3 separate regions of the Mus musculus genome follow, and all the other regions are linked to region 1. The links are chromatin contacts, found by Hi-C or POLR2A ChIA-PET in ENCODE. All regions are on one chromosome and are shown on one strand. Each heading gives the region's core, a stretch centred on a gene start or an enhancer-like site at or near the end of the contact. The rest is flanking DNA. Distances are from core to core; before and after follow the strand shown.

Region 1 (3,729 bases), core at 556-3,055:
GCAAACTTGCTGGAGACAAAAGCCCAAACTCAAGCTTTAGAGAAACACTCATCTTCCTATTTCCACTGGAGTTCTGCTGACATATTCCTCCTATTATCAAAATTGTATTTAAGGTTTTAGTTTGATTAAGGCTTTTTTTTTTTCTCTTTAGAGGGGGTGAGGGGAGGGAATTAAATTCTGAATCCCAAGCCACCGGGCTACAGGCTAAGCACTCTCAAAACACAGCAGCCCAGTGTACAGCTTCTGATGACTCATCCTTGTGACTGGCCATTAGGGTTTCACAAGTCTTGGTTGCTTGCTTCAAGTTACCCCCTCCCCCTCCACTTCACATCGCTACAGCCAGTTTACCTCTCACAGGACAAATCTCAACTTCTCAAGTGACTAATATGCAAACCCACCTATCAGTGGGTCCTTGTCCCAATAGGCCCCGACTAACATTCCCCATCCCTCCTCTGATCTCTGGCCGAGTTCGGAAATACTTTGTTTTTAGGCAGGTGTGGTGACACGTGCCACCCTAGAGGCAGAGGCAGGTGGAGTTCTGAGAGACTTCAAGGACAGCCTGGTCTGCACAGCGAGACCTTGTTTCAAACAACCAACAAAGAAATATTTACTTAGGAGGCAAAGTAAAAGATTTCTGAGCTCATGAGAGCTTTCATACACAGGAAAGAAAAGCTACCTCAAAATATTACACTATCTCTAACACTTAAAAATCATGCTACAATCCTCTGTATCCTTTCAATAAAAGATACAATGGAACCCATATGTATACGCTCATACTAGAAATATTATTCTCCACCACGTTTTAGAAGTTTCAGTCTCCCATTTAAGTGGGGGTACAAGAGGCCCTCGGGTGCGTGTTCAAAATTAGGCCAAATATCTGCAGCTTTAACATTAGACCAGGTGACAATCGGTCCACTGGTTTAGAGGGTTGGCTACTTGAGCAACAGAGCTGTCACAATGTAAATGCAATGTTCGCTCTCTAATTCCATCACTCAGCTCTCTAATCCCATCACTCAGGAGGCAGAGGCAGGAGAATCTCCTGAGTTCGAGTCCTGCCTGGCCTACATAATGCCTGGGCAATCGGGGCGACCCAGATCTAGGGGGGGCTTGGGGTGGGGTGACCGCCTGGCATGAAGGACGAACCTTCCTTCCCAAGTGTGATCCTCGAAGCTGGAGGTGAACTCCAGCCGCTGCCTGGCTCGCCGCAGCGCCTGCCCTACCTCTTCCGGGCAGCTGGCCAGGGCCCTTAGAGCTGAACAACAGAGCGAATAGCGGACTTTGGAAAAGGCTCCGGTTATGCAAACGGCCGAGGCCACAGACAGGGGTGAGTAGGGGGTCGGGGTGACTTCGACTCTGGACGGCACTAGTACCGGGGATGCGTCCCGCCAAGGGTCTCCCCGCTGGTTCCTGCGATGGACGGCCGAGGCCTTGACAAGAGGTGAGCGAGGCCCAAGCTGCCGGACCGCACCGTCGGGCGAACCCGGGGCCTGCGGGCCTTGACTCGAGCGGCGAAACCGCGGCAGCTCGGGTGTTGTCGCCGCCGGCCGAGAGGCACCCCGCCAGCCCCGCGGACGCATCCTCCCGGTGCTGACGCCCAAAGCCCACTCTCTCCTCAGACACCTGGCTCCGCGCGACACTGCCCACCTCACCTCCGCAAAAGCAAGCGGCCTTTTGGCCGAGAAATGTCGCCAAACCGCCGTCGTTCCTCTCCAGCCGCTGCGACAGACACCGACAAAATGGCGTCCGCGCCGTCACCCTACAACCTCCTCAGGTGGCTCCAGCGCCACCTACGCCGAGCCAGCGCGCATGCGTCACGAAGCCTCGTGCCCGCCCACAGATCGTGCAAGGGGACGAGGGGTCTGTGACGTCAGGGACGGCGGGGCTTGATCAGCCACACTGCGGCTGCGCAGCGCTGGAGGCGCGGGTAGGACGAGGTTCTGTCCGCTTGTCAGGCTGAGGTTCTTTCTGTTCTTAGGTGAACCTGGAAGCCCGCCTTAAGTCTGCGGCGCGCGTCGGGCTCTCGAAGAGTTTTGCTGGGCGTGGCCACGCTGGGTAGGGCCAACCTCTGACCTTTTCCCATCAGCTTAAAGTGGGAAGCTCATCGCACTCCATCTACCAGTCGCCCCTCAACCTCAGCTCCAGGTAGAGCCACCAGAGCGCAGAGTCCCCGAATGCTCCCAGCTAGGGCAGCTCAGTGACCAGGATATGGCTGTCACCTGGCGCTTCCGCTCTAAACTGGATTTGGAGAAGTTTACCTGAATATGCCTCTAAAAACAAGCGTAGCAGGTGCTTACCCTTCTCTTTCTCTTTGCCTTCCTCTCTCTCTTCCTCCTCGCCTTCTCAGCCAGCAAATCGAAAGGAATGGGGAGGTTTGTCCTAAGACTTCTGACAGTATTCTTCCGGTTACAACCATGGCAGCCTCATGATTTTCTACTACAGTTACTCAACAAACGGGCATTTGTGGTCAGACTTTTTGGTTTTTTTTTCGAGACAGGGTTTCTCTGTGTAATCCTGGCTGTCCTGGAACTCACTCGGTAGACCAGGCTGGCCTTGAACTCAGAAACTCACCTGCCTCTTGCCTCCCAAGTGCTGGGATTAAAGGCGTGCACTATCACTGCCTGGCGACATAACAAATTCTTAATATATATCCTTTTTTAATTTCAGAGAACTGGGCTTTTGTGGTGCAGGCCTGTAATCCCAGCATTTAGGATTTAGAAACAGGAGGATCAGGAATTCTAGGTCATCCTGGGCCATATAGCAAGTTCAAGGCCAGTCTGAGCTACATGAGATCAAAACTCAAAAAACAAAACTGCTGAGAATCCAACACCATAATTACTGTCTAACCCAGTAGGGTTGAACTTCTTCTGGTCGTCCTATCTCTTATCTCCTTCCTCCAAGAGCTTGAAGCATAAATATGAGCTGTCATAACCAGATTAATTAAATACTCTATGCCAATCACTTTATAGACAGTCTTAGTAATCTAGACAACTCTAAGAGGTGATTCTTAGCTCCTTGCTTTAATGACAAATTTAACTCCTGAAAATACCATTCAAACTTTGCTAGCTTACGGTTTCATTGTCATACTTACTGCCTCCATTCATGCAACAAAGTAAAAAACAACTTACTTTTTTCTTAATCAGTTAGAGAAAAGTATTCTGAGTCCATCTTTTGGCAAGACCAAAAGGGTCTGTCTTGAAAAGGCTCGTTTCATGGTGATTTGTCTCTGAAGCTCCCATTATGAAACAATGAATCCCTTCACATTTAGCAAAGTTGATTAAAGGCCACACCATGAATGAGTCACAATGGATCTCTCAGGCATCCCATACTGCCCAAGATGGACAATATCCCAGTTTCCTCCAGGGTTCCTAACACTTCTGAAGAGAAAGTCAAACAGCACAGGAGTAACAAAGATTCAGTCAAACAATGTTGAAAGCATCCCAATTCCCAGTGCACTCTGCAGAGCATATGGAGTGGGCAGGAAGCATCTGAATTCATACCATTCAGGGAATACAGGAAGTGCCCTGCACTGCTCCTTTAATTACTTATATGGGTCTCTCTTCTCTCCTTCCCCACTATTCTTTCTTCTTTTTTCCCCTCTTCCTTTGTGATCGTCTTTGTATACACAGGGACAATCTGGAACTTATTATTTAGTCTAAGCTTGCCTGGAACTTGTAGAAATCCTCCTGTTACAGCTTCCGAATTGCTGGCATCACTGGTGTGAGCTATTAG
Region 2 (3,729 bases), core at 544-3,043, 350 kb after region 1:
CTGTGCACCGCAAAAGCAGTCAAAATGGCGGCAGGCCTCTTCTCACAACCCATACCATGTGAGGTGTCCAAAATGGGGACTCCTGTTAAAATGATGGTACCACCTTGCAGCCATCACGGGAGGTGTTCACAGTGGTGCACGCCTTTCCTGCCTCAGCAGCCTCAGCAGGAGCTGGCCCTCAAGAACTGTTCAACATGGCTACACCTTTCCTACTTCTGCCTACTGCCTTCATGAAGAGCTGTCCACGGTGGCAACACCTTCTTTGCTGCCTCAGCCCACAGCCTTGGTCAAACACCACTGCAGGAGATGTCCATAATGCCAGCACCTCCTCTCCAACCTACAGAGACGGTGCCTCAGTCAAAACCACCAGCGGCTGGGAAAAACATCTAACCCATGGGCCTGATGCAGGGAAAGGGGGGGTGAAAAAAGCCGCCAATTCCTGAGCTTCCCCCCCCCCACACACACACAGACACACAGACAAAACATCAATCCTTGAGCAGAAAATCCACTAATCCCTGAGCTCCCCAAATTCAGGACTTGAAATCCCACCAATCATCACTCTGGAAATCTCTGCCCTGGAAAGCCCCGCCCCCTAAGAGATCCTATATAAGCACTGCCACTTTGTCTAATTCCCTGTTGTCTGTTCCCTAGGATAGAGAGCAGCCATCCCTGGATTCATCCCTTCACACCCTGGTCCATCCAATAAATCTCTTTCATGAGATTCTTATGCCTGGTCAGAAGTGAAGAAGAAAAGAAGCAATGAAGAGAAGAAACGATGAGAAGGAGAGGGACTGAGGCTCCTGAGCTCCGCTGAGGACGCCATGCCCTGGTAGCTGCATCGCCTCTGCTGAGGAGGCTTCCTCTTAGAGCTATCTAGTTCCTCAGCTCCCATGTCTCAGGGTGCCCTTCTTTTGGGACATTGTCCCACCTCAGAGCTGTGTGGTTCCTGAGCTTCCGAGTCCCAGGAGATCCTCCCATCAGAGCAGAAACACAATGTCAAAGACCTAAGACGGAAGGTGTGGGATAAAAGCGGAAGGTGTGGGATAAAAGGAATTTGGGCACGCACGTTTGGCTAATAGGATTTTTGAGCCTCGTCAAAAAGTGGCCTCCAGATGCCCGTCCGACATTTGGTTCGGAACATAGTCTTTGTTGCATGGAATAGAAGTTTTACAGGCTGAAGCGAGGGGGAAAGGACCAAAAGTATAGAAGAAGGACTAGTTGGGAAGGATGGAGGTCAGTGAAAGAAGGGCACATGAATGAGGGTCGCTGGGGGTGAATGTGATCACAGTGCACTGTATTCAAGTATCATGATGTCAGATTTTAAAGAAAAAACGTTAAAAAACAAGCGGCCAGACAAGAACCCAATATTACAGTTTGTAACCTATCTTTCTATCCTAAGATAGGATGGAAATTATCCTAAGATATTCTCCAAGTTCCAAAGCCGTGGATGCAGCCGAAACTACCTTAGCACCCACGAGTTTCACTCACAGAGGTGGCTGGTTTTCCACAGTAACAATTCACCCAGCCAGTGCATCATTTACTACCTGGTCACAGAGCGCCGTGAAGTATCTACATTACATTAGTAGCTTACCTCTCATCCTAACCTCATGCAAGGGGGTGTCCAAGGTTCTCTTAATTTAGGAAAGGAAAAGGTTCTAGAACCAGTTTCTTTAAGAAAATAAGCTTAAGGTGGCAAACCTTGCCTGAGCACTAGGGGAGCAATCGCTGGCCCGCAGCCCTGCGGTTGCGCCTGCGCAACTGGAAGCCCTGTCGAGGGCTCATGGTCTTGTGGGAAATGTAGTCCCGCGCGCCCAGTGCGGCTGCCTGTGCCGCCAGCCTCTGGCTTCTTCAGTGACTGTGGTGAGTGCGCTTCCTCGGGCGGGTGGTCCACGGGCGGGGAGGCGGAGGCGTTCCCACTGGGAGCCCGGGGCTCTGGTGCCAAAAGAGCAGAGCCGGCCAGACAGAAAGGTGATCCTTCGTCCGCAAGGAGCACGAAGTCGCAGGTGCGCAGCTCACGCGCGCGCCAGGCCGCAGGACACCCTAACCGAGACCCCCCAGCTCGGTATCCCCCCGTACCCCGGGGTCATTCGCGCCCGACTGCTCTCCAGCTCTACCTGGCCGAGCAGCTCTGGTTCGGTATGCACTATGAATGCGTGGTAGACCCGCTCTCTGAAGCTTGGCAGGGCACGGGACCACAGTCCGGGGCTCTGGCCATTGTGTGCACCGCTGCTGGGGACCCGCCCTCTGCCTGCGAAGGAGGAGCTTGTAAAATGAGTCCTGAATAAGCAAGAACGTGCCCACCCTTTCTTTAAGTTCATTATTGGTCAACTAGAAAAATGTACGAGCGAAATCATTCGAAATTTGTCCTAAAGTCCATGTATTGTGTTATATGTATAAATAGAAACCTTTTGCTTCCAAAAAAAAAAAAAAAGATGTTAGTGCCTTTCCTCCATTCACCTTTAAAAATGGAGTTACAAAAGGCATTTTGTAAGATGCTTGAAGTGCATCTAAACCACCACCCAATGGAGATGAGAATAGCCTTAAGACACTAATTTTTAAGAGCAGTTAAAGCTGTCATTTTCACGAATGGTTCCCTTTGGACTTTTGGGCTTTTTTGTTTTTGTTGTGTTTTGTTTTTATTTTAATATTGGACATGGTACAGTTATGTCATTCTTTGTATTGCCTCTTTCCACAAAACCTTGTAGTGAAATTTCTAGGTCAACGTTATAATTAGACCTTTGGGCATCTCCTGTCTTATTCTTTCCAGAAAAGTAGCAGTTTCTAAAGATGGTTGCGGTGTTAAGAGTGACTGACGCCCCACATCAACTGGAAGTGCTGCTAGTAGCCTCTTAAGCTTTGGAGAGGTGCAAGCTAGGTGTGGTAGTGTGTGCCTTGAATCCCACAGAGGCAGGGGGATGAGTTTGAGGCCACCTGCTCCACAGAGTCTGGGCCAGCCAAGGCTACTTAGTGAGAAGACCCTCCTTCAAATAATATCCTTATGCTAAACTCCAGCCCATTTTATTCCTAACTTTTGCATCTGTTGTACAAACAGATGAATCTACAGAAAAGTTGCATATTGCTATAGTCATATAAACCTACATTTCACTTGTATGTATCTATGGCTGCATGTATGCATGGGTACAGGTGCACATATAGCCACATTCAGGTGAAGACCTGAGGTCAGGGCCGAGAAGCATCCTCCATCTTCCTCCAAGCCCTCGGGCATTTCATCCTCCTGCTTGCTTTCTGGTCCTCATGCTTGCCCAGTGCTGAGCCATTCCCCAGGGCCAGCTCCCTCCTCCTCCACCTCCACCATGTTTACCATAATTAGAGAGGCCTTCTGTTTCACTGCATCACAAAGATGTTCATTTATACTTTCTAGTAGAACTCTCATTCTGTTTTTGCATCTCTATTCTTTTCCAAACGACAACCCTTGCTATGTGTTATTGTATATTGAATCCTTTCTTGATAATGCCAACTTTCTTATATCCTCAGTCTACCCAGCCCACCCCTCTGCCTTTACTGTAGTAGGGGTCAAGTCCAGGGCCTCTACTGAGCTATAATAACTCAATGAATTATTCCTGAATTCCTATATATGCATGCTTTTTTTTCTGAACCGCATGTGCTGCTAGGATTGCAATTGTGCATTGGTGTTCCCTGTTGGTCTGTAACATGGGTGGGGGGGAGGTAGGGGCGGTGGTGGTGGTGGAGTCTGCCTGTTGTATTTAC
Region 3 (3,729 bases), core at 529-3,028, 320 kb before region 1:
GCAAGAGGGGCATCTGCATCAAGTGGCCGACGTCACCCAGCCAGCCCCACCAGATGCCCCCTCCGCTCTATCTGCAAACCCATCCAGGGGAGACGAAGTTAACGAAGGCAAAGTGGAAAGAGGGGAGTTAATGATGGGGCGGGGGAGCCCAGAAGAGAGTCCAGCAGAAGGAAAAGAGGGTCAGAAATGCTATCTAGAAAACAAAGGTTTTTAGAGAGGTATTTTGAGACTCAGCTGGAGGGGCACTGTCAGAGGGTCAGCCATGGCATCTGCATTCTTAGAGCTCACGTGCCAACATGGTCAAAGCAAGGTAGCAATAATTAACACAATTACCTACAACACCGGGCAGTGAGTTTACCAAAAAGGCCCAGGATTAAGTCATTTCTCCTGAGACAGGGTCTCTCTGTGAAGCCCTAGTTGTCCCTGAAACTTGCTATGTAGGCGTAGGCCAGGCTGGCTGTTAACTCAGGAGACCCCCCTGCCTCTGTGCCCTGAGTGCTGGGAGAGTCCTGGGTTTTAACCCTTACCTGCCTGCAATGTGCCTTCTAACAGCTGTGGTAGCCCAGTTGGCTGAATTCATACTAAAGTTTCCTATTACCCCTATAGTAGTCAATAGAGGTGAAGGCCTGCTGTCAGCACCCTGCACGAGGCCAAGATGAGCACACTACATTTGTGGTCATGGATGGGTGGACTGTATATATGCCTGGTTTGATGTGAGTTCCACGTGGGACGTGCAGCTTGGACCTTGGCATGTGAACCTCTCAGGCCTGCCTGGTTTAGCACAGCTATGGTGTGGAGTCTTTTCACAAAGACTGGGGTGCCCCCCTGAGCATCCGATTCAGTTCTGTTCAACCCAGGCTATCAGTCAGATCTATGGCCTCAGCCTCCTCCCCTGTCTCACCAAGGGTGAGAGGCGTCATACTGACCATGAGCCACGTTGTTGATACAGTCCAGGTACTCTCGCCCTTGCTCATCGTACAGGTACTGCCCTTGGCCTCGGATAATCTTAACAGGATCCTCAGGAAAAAAGAGTCTGCAGGAAGAGCTGTGGGGACAGGCAAAGGATCGACAACCCTGTCTGAAGACTGACCTCCACTCATTACAGCCCCCTTCACTCCTTCCTGATTCTGGGATGGACAAAAGCTTGCAGGGCACGGTGGAACTTCCCTGCCTCCCCATTCCTGTGAACAGGACGGAGCAGAAAGTTTCTGAGACAAAACTAAGCCTTTGTGGCCCTCTCAGTTTTGCTTGCACACTGAGACTCCTCCAGTCCCAGTGAAAAGGGCTTCGGAATGGCTTCCTGAAGAAAACCCCCTTGTTAGGAGCTGCATCTCAGCCCCTAACATTCCTTGCCAACCCAGTGGCCTTGCTGTCCCCGTTAGTAATGGCTAGCTCCAGTCCTAAGTTCCAACCATAAGCTTCTCTCCACGTGGCACCGAGGATACTCCTCACAGGCCAAGAGCAGACTTCCTGTAACCCTGCCCGTGACATGACTGCCCCCCAGGCCAGGCCCAGCTCCTTATGCAGGTGGCTGCCAGGGGCAAAGCTCGCTCCACGGGACAGGGGACGCCCCGGAGTCGCGGGGTGGTTCACGGCCGCTTCTAGTAGGCTGAGGGAGGCGGGGAAATCAGGGACTCGGGGTGGGCGCTATACGCGCTTTCGGAGCCCACACCCGGTACCTGAGCAGCCGACGTCTCAGGTCCAGAGTGACGGCCTTGGCGCGCGTGTCCGCGGCCATGGCGCCGAGCGGTCAGCCAGTACCCAGATGCTGCGCGCTTAGCTCCGCCTCCGCCCGCGACGTCAGCTCTGGGTGGGGCTTCAGTGCTGGTCCCGCCCCCAGGAGCTCCCTTCCCGGGCGTTTACGGAACTTGCAAGCGAGATAGCTTGCAGTTCACGTCATCACGGGCGGATACTCTCCGCTGATCCATGGTCGGACTTCGCCCTTCTCTCCTACGCCCGAGGTTTCCCTCCCAGGAATGTGTCCCCAGACCGCCAGGTGGAGCGGGACTCTAAACTGCGGCGGGGCACGCCCGAGCAGGTTGCTGTCTCTGCGCTGATAACGTGACACCCTGTGAGGGTAAATTACTGGCACCCTGGAAGGACAAAGGCCTTCCTGGCATGGCGCTGTAGAGTTCGGTGCCACTGCTGGGGCAGACCACGGAGATCTCTAGAAATTCTTGCTAGGATTAGACAGGATAAACTTGACATGTCGCTACAGGAAGAGAATTTTGCAGTGGGCAGATAGGAAGAGGTTTGGAAAACTTCTGAGTCCTACCTTATGTACTGTGCAGGAAACAGGCCCAGAAAAGAACGGCTTTGCTCCGAGGCACACAATAGGCCCGCTGCAGAGGCCGGACTAAAACAAGGTCTCCTGAACTCTTACCTAGCACACTGAGTGACAAGAGACCTCTGTGGTCCCGGAGGTGGGAGAGAAGGGATACTCCCTTATGGGTTGAGCGCTGGAGCTGACTGTCTTGATGAACCCTGGAACAAAGGCCTGAGAAGGCCCCTCAGCAGACTGGGGCAGTCTTGTTCACATGCCAGCCCGCTGCCCCATTCTCCAGTAGCTTATTTCTTTTCTTCCCTAGAAAACTGCAAAATGCTTACAGCACTTATTAAAGAACAGCTTTGTATTCTTGTGGTTTTTGTTTGTTTTTATTGTGGTAAAATATACATAAAAAAACAAGCAATTTTGAAGGGTACATACAATTCAGTGGCATTAGTACATTCTCAATGTTGCATCTTGTCACCAAAACCCAGTCACAGAGCCCTTCCATCTTCCCCAACTGAGCGGTATTTCATGTTTTTAACCATAAACCTACCTAAAAGTCCATCTTCCTGCTCAGAAAAGGCCTATCCTTCCTGTCCTTGGTCCCATCCTCTCTCCATTTTCTGGCATCTGTCCTTTCAAGGCAACCCTGGAGGCCAAGAAGGCACAGGCTGAAAGGAGGAAGGGACTGAACAAGACTTGGATGTAGTGGGGGGCATGGTGGTGCAAGCCTGTAATCCCAGCACTTGGGAAGCTGAGGCAGAGCTGCAACTTTGGGACCAGCCTAAGTTATGTATTGAGACCCTGTCTCAACCAACAAGCAATCATTCCCCTGCCCAACCCTTGAATCCAGAGCAGGGTTTCCTCAGCTGGCATTCACAGTGAGCAGCTTCACTACTGGGCGTGTCCAGTGTCCTGGATTTCAGGTGTATGCTAACCTCGACTGTCTTCTGAATGCCAGGAGTGTCCCCCAATCCTGTGACAACTCAAAGCTTTAAGGACAGGGAATCTAGTAAGGTCGCTTCTCTCAAGCCTCAGAGCCATCTGTCCATGGGGACAGTCATCTCGTTGGTTTCTTTAGCGGCATGGAACACAGGATAGTCAAGGACTCAATAAACAGATACCTCCCTTCCAGAATTATTTGACTTACAAATAATTACAAAGAGAACTGGCCTTCTTGGTAGGGAGAACCAAGGCCTCCTCTCAGTCCTTGAGCCTCATTGTTGAGGCAGGGCACTCCCCAGCGTCTCACTTGGGACCTTGAACAACTCATTCTCTCTGTCCTCACTTCAGGCTGGCACAGGACACTCCATGGCTCTGCATGTCCATTTGCAAGGATACAAGGTATGAGTCCACACGGGGGCAGTAATGGGCCAAGAATGGCCCAGGGCAGCCTGAGGTGAAAGGGAGAGTTTGGGGCGTCAGCCTCTAGAAAGCTCTGCGTGCTGTCCACCCATCGT

The links. A loop is a pair of places that touch in the nucleus more often than their neighbours do. ChIA-PET counts read pairs that join two places held with the same protein, here RNA polymerase II (POLR2A).
Region 2: a loop to region 1 is called in a map of regulatory T cell, with 2.7 times the contacts of the local background. The contact joins the promoter of Zfp2 here to the promoter of Clk4 in region 1. A Hi-C loop is called at or near these places in 1 of 37 maps with a recorded cell type or tissue (regulatory T cell). POLR2A ChIA-PET finds 5 or more read pairs at or near these places in 3 of 5 experiments (Patski and embryonic stem cell).
Region 3: POLR2A ChIA-PET joins it to region 1 with 22 read pairs in Patski. The contact joins the promoter of Phykpl here to the promoter of Clk4 in region 1. POLR2A ChIA-PET finds 5 or more read pairs at or near these places in 3 of 5 experiments (Patski and embryonic stem cell).

What each region holds. Positions count from the first base shown.
Region 1 is chr11:51,261,190-51,264,918 of GRCm38, reverse strand. Clk4 (CDC like kinase 4) reads right to left here and starts at 1,805. Exons shown (of 13, transcript NM_007714.6): 1 at 1,650-1,805. BC049762 (cDNA sequence BC049762) reads left to right here and starts at 1,915. Exons shown (of 3, transcript NM_001382322.1): 1 at 1,915-2,286. The coding sequence starts at 2,262.
Region 2 is chr11:50,914,240-50,917,968 of GRCm38, reverse strand. Zfp2 (zinc finger protein 2) reads left to right here and starts at 1,793. Exons shown (of 6, transcript NM_001044698.2): 1 at 1,793-1,860.
Region 3 is chr11:51,582,830-51,586,558 of GRCm38, reverse strand. Phykpl (5-phosphohydroxy-L-lysine phospholyase) reads right to left here and starts at 1,778. Exons shown (of 13, transcript NM_028398.3): 1 at 1,680-1,778; 2 at 927-1,045. The coding sequence starts at 1,738. Col23a1 (collagen, type XXIII, alpha 1) reads right to left here. Exons shown (of 29, transcript NM_153393.2): 29 at 2,634-3,729.